Regions from separate parts of the Homo sapiens genome. Here region 1 is linked to region 2. The links are chromatin loops, found by intact Hi-C in ENCODE. Cell type or tissue: CD14-positive monocyte. All regions are shown on one strand.

Region 1 (2,500 bases), 160 kb after region 2:
CCTACTAATTGGCATGGTCAAATGGCTTTGCAGAGTTATACCAGGGATTGGCCAACTTTTTCTAGAAAGAGTCAGTAAATACTTTAGGCTTTGTTGGCCATAAGGTGTTTGTCGTAATTACTCAACTCCGTTCACTCTGTTATTGTAGCAGAAAGCAACCATAGATACTTCATAAAAGAATAGGAGTAAACAAATGTCTGTGGCAGGGGGACAGAGTTCCTTGACTGCAGGAAATCTCTGAACATTTTATGCTGGACCCACTTAGACTAGCATTCTAAAAGCGTGTATGCTGTTTTTTCAATACAGAAATAACATGTAGTTTAAACTGTTTCATAGTTCCTCTGTTATGCAGGCACATTTCCCGTTTTACAGATGAAGAAACTGCCCTGATTTCACTGACTTGTGTTCTACAGATATGGTTTGGAGTGCCTTTTTCGATACTACAGTTATGGCCTGGAAAAGAAGTTCCGGCTGGACATATTCAAGGATTTTCAGGAGGAAACGGTGAAGGACTATGAAGCTGGTAAGAGCCAGAGTTGGATCTGAGTGAGGCCTGGTCATGTAGGCCTCCTCTTCCCCAGTTGGACCTGGGTCTTTCTGTGTATTACACAACACCTCCCTCTCTCCTCTGAGCTTCTTTATCCTCACCAGCTCAGCTTTTCTGTACCTCTCCCTACAGGCCAACTGTATGGGCTGGAGAAGTTCTGGGCCTTCTTGAAATATTCCAAAGCCAAAAATTTGGACATTGACCCCAAACTGCAAGAATACCTCGGCAAATTCCGACGTCTTGAAGACTTCCGAGTAGATGTAAGTGAAACTCTTTCTCTAACTCTGCTTGTCCTGGAAAGAAAACTGGACCAGGAATCAGGATACTTGGATTCTGGTCCAGCTGTGCCCCTAGCCCAGGAACCCCTCTCCCTGCTCCCCACAATTTGGGCTTTGCTTTTTCACCTTTAAAATGGAGAGTGAGTGGCCAATGAAGGCTAGTTGGAGATAGTTGTATGGTTGCTCCTGCTTACCCTTTCTGTGGTACCATCATAATGCTCTTTCTCTCCTATCTCACCATCCTCCTTGCTACTGTGCCCAAGTTAGCCACTACTAGTTGATCAGGATGGGTATCCAAGATACACACATTTGTTCTTTCTGGAAAAAGCCAATTCCAACCCCAGTTTATAAATTAATGCCCAGGTCTCTTATGTTCTTGGAGCAGCGCCTCAACGGTGACATCCAGTGGCAGGGCTGGGTTATTACTGCTGGGTATATCAAGGGAAGTTGGAGTGATTTAATTGATTCAGCAGATACTGATTGGATGTCTCTGTGCTCGGTGCTTTAGAGATAAGGGAAAGAGGCTCAGTTTTTCCTTCTGAGAGTTTATAATGTAGTAGAGATGTCTCTTTGTCTTATTCCCTTCAAACCTTTTAGCAAAAAGGCAAATGCAAGTAAATGACAATTAGACTAGCCCTTAACATTTTGTATTAGTCTCTTCTCACTCTGCTAATAAAGACATACCTGAGACTGGGTAATTTATAAAGGAAAGAGGTTTAATTGACTCACAGTTCTGCATGGCCAGGGAGGCCTCAGGAAACTTAAAATCTTGGCAGAAGGGGAAGCAAATACATCCTTCTTCACATGGTGGCAGCAAGGAGAAGTGCAGAGTGAAGGGAAGTAAAAGCCCCCCCCCCCCACCCCCCCTTTTTTTTTTTGGAGACAGAGTCTTGCTCTGTCACCCAGGCTAGAGTGCAGTGGCACGATCTTGGCTCACTGCAACCTCCGCCTCCCGGGTTTAAGTGATTCTCCTGCATTAGCCTCCTGAGTAGCTGAGATTATAGGTGCGCACCACCACGCCTGGCTAATTTTTGTATTTTTAGTAGAGATGGGGTTTCACCATGTTGGCCAGGCAGGTCTCAAACTCCTGACCTTGTGATCCACCTGCTTGGCCTCCCAAAGTGCTGGGAGTACAGGCATGAGCCACCGCGCCCGGCCCAAAAGCCCCTTATAAGACCGTCAGATCTTGTGAGAACTCACTCACTATCACGAGAACAAGATGGGGGAAACTGCCCCCATGATGCAATTATCTCCACCTGGTCCCTCCCGCGACATGTGGGGATTATGGGAACTACAATTCAAGATCGAGATTTGGGTGGAGACACAGCCAAATCATCACATTTATTATTTTAAAACTGCCATTTATTAAGTGTTTATTATGTGCCAGGTACTTTACATTGACCTTATTTAACCCTTATGTGGTGACGCAGACAGGACTTATTAGGTTAACTGAGGTTCGTGGCCATCCAGTGACATAATGGCAGAGCCACTCAGGTCTCTCAATATAAACACAAATCTGTTTTCTTTTATTCTTAAGCATTTCCACCCTTGAGGAGGAGAAGGGAGGGGAGCAGGGTACAAGTCACAGAGAACCTTTGTGATAAGTAGACCTATTAGGGTGGAACAAGGACTCAGTTTTGGTTCCCAAAATGGGAAGGAAACGTCTGTCTTCGGG
Region 2 (2,500 bases):
TGGTTCCCCAGTTGAACCTTAAGGCTACTTAAGGAACCTTAAGGCGCAGCATGTAAAATTTCAGGAGGCACTCACATGTAACAAGTGTGCCCTGACCCCACCCTGTGTGGCCAACACCCTGAATAGCACCTGTGAGATACCTGCAGTGGAGGAGCCAGTGAATCTGTGCCCACTGGGTTTTAGGGTAATTCATTATGCAGCAATAGATAACCAATACATCTGGGTATTTTTAAATGCTCTTGGTCTGTGGAATCCAAAAACCAACTCCTTTTCAGGAGGTCATGTGAGATGGTATCTTAAGGGTGATGAGGCAGCCCCAGGACAGACCTAGATTCCTTTTTGTTTGTTTGTTTTGAGATGAGATCTTGCTCTGCGCCTAGGTTGAAGTGCAGTGACAAAATCTCGGCTTAGAGCAGCCTCAACCTCCTGGGCTCGAGCGGTCCTCCCACCTCAGCCTCCCAAGTAGCTGGGACTACAGATGTGCACCACCACACACGGCTATTTTTTTCTTTTTTGTATTTTTTTCTTTTTTCTTTTTCTCTGGCTGTGTTGCCCAGACCTAGATTCTAATCTCAGACCCTCCTCTAGTTAGCTCAGTAGCCTTAGGCAAGTTACTTTGATTTCTCTGAGCCTCAAATTTCTCACACAGAAAAATGGGTATAATACTGATTTCCTAAATTAAATTATGCATGTGTAAACACCAATAATTACCATTTCTAGAGCATTCTTTTGTGTTACAGCCAATGTTAAATGCTTTACATGCATTATTGCATTTTATCCTCACAAACTTATGGGGTCAGTTCATTTATTACCCCCATTCTTCAGATAAGAAAACTGAGAAGGTACAGGCGTGGTGTGTGCCGGATACATTGTAGGCCTTGAATAAATTGTGTCATAAATAAAGAAAAAAAAGCAAGCCTTCCAATATGCGCTTTCCTACCTGTTACCACTAGGTGGCAGCAAAGACAGGCAGACGAGCCAGCCTTTGCGCTTAGCTGAAAATGTATTCCTAAAAATTAATTTGCTTATTTAGATGAAATTGTATTCCTGCATTATTTTTTATTTTTACTTTTTATTTTTGAGACGAAATTTCACTCTTGTTGCCCAGGCTGGAGTGCAATGGCGCCATCTCGTCTCACCACAACTTAACGCCCCCCGGGTTCAAGCGATTCTCCTGCCTCAGCCTCCCGAAAAGCTGGGATTACAGGCATGCGCCACCAAGCCCGGCTAATTTTTTTTTTTTTTTTTTTTTTTGTAGTTTTAGTGGAGACAGTGTTCCTCCATGTTGGCCAGGTTGGTCTTGAACTCAAACCTCCGACCTCAGGTGATCCGCCTGCCTCGGCCTCCCAAAGTGCTGGGATTACAGGCGTGAGCCACCACACCCGGCCTCCTGCGTTCTTTTACTAAGTATTTATGTGCCAAGTGATTTACAAGAACTAGTTATATTCTCGTCACAACCATATGTGAGATTTGCTATTACCAGTTTACAAAGGCGGAGACTGGGGCTGAGAGGTATGACTTCCTAAGGGCCACACAGCTAGAAAATGACATGAATTAAGTTAAACGTGTGGTATGAATACTTCTAAAAGTTTTCTATGCCAATATACCTGAGTTGCTGTATAGATATTTTTAGAGAAAAGGGGAGTAATGGGAGTAATTTTGTTTGTGTGTGTTTTTAGAATTCTGATCATACATATTATTCTTTTTTTTTTTTTTTTTTTTTTTTTTGAGACAGAGTCTCACTCTGTTGCCCAGGCTGGAGTGCAATGGCGCCATCTCTGCAACCTCCATCTCCCAGGTTCAAGCGGCGATTCTCGCGCCTCAGCCTCCCGAGTAGCTGGAATTACAGGCGAGCTACCACACCCAGCTAATTTTTGTATTTTTTCGTAGAGACGGGGCTTCACCATGTTGGCCAGGCTGGTCTCAAACTCCTGACCTCAAGTGATCCACCTGCCTCGGCCTCCCGAAGTGCTGGGATTACAGGCGTGAGCCACCGCGCCTGGCCCATTTTATTCTTTAATTTTCTTCTTTCACCTGCCAGTGAATCTTAGAAACATTTCCAAGGAATCCATTCTTTTTGGCATCTGTACAGTATTCTATAGTGTGGGTGGATCACAAAATGTCTAGGTAATAAACCCTCTGTGGCTAGTCATCTGAATTACTTCTAATTTTTTGCTTTTACCAAAAAACAAAGAAAAATGTTCCAGAAATATCCACAAACAGATGTCACTGTGATGGTGTTTCTGTCAGTAGACTCCCAGGCGTGTGACCCCTGGGTTGTGGGGTGTGTGTAGCTGGGGTTGGTAAAGATGCTGGTCACTCACAGGTGGGTTGTGCCCATTTTCATCCCACCCATGGTGCCGGACAGAGCCTGTTTCCTCATGGCTTGGCCAACCCTGGAGGTTATCAATGTTTATTATTTTTTTTTTTTTGCTAATTTATTAATAATATGAAAAAAGTTTTAGTAAACAATTTAGTAATAGACTAAGCTACCTTAAAA

The links. Peaks named below come from ENCODE experiments on the same cell type or tissue, not always from the same donor. Only the 100,000 strongest peaks of a DNase experiment are listed, where the experiment ranks them.
Region 1: a loop joins it to region 2, with 10 times the contacts of the local background. A loop is called at or near these places in 104 of 110 quality-filtered maps.

The regions. Positions count from the first base shown.
Region 1 is chr5:154,810,834-154,813,333 of GRCh38, forward strand. It overlaps LARP1 (La ribonucleoprotein 1, translational regulator), which reads left to right. Exons shown (of 19, transcript NM_033551.3): 17 at 414-523; 18 at 680-807. Among named protein-coding and RNA genes, the nearest start is that of MIR378H, 17 kb to the right of the region's middle. In CD14-positive monocyte, CTCF peaks have their summits at 1,241 (motif pointing left) and 1,447; DNase peaks (open chromatin) are centred at 1,228 and 1,628; H3K27ac peaks cover 2,375 bases.
Region 2 is chr5:154,649,420-154,651,919 of GRCh38, forward strand. No RefSeq gene overlaps it. Among named protein-coding and RNA genes, the nearest start is that of MIR1303, 35 kb to the right of the region's middle. In CD14-positive monocyte, CTCF peaks have their summits at 967 (motif pointing right) and 1,171; a DNase peak (open chromatin) is centred at 952.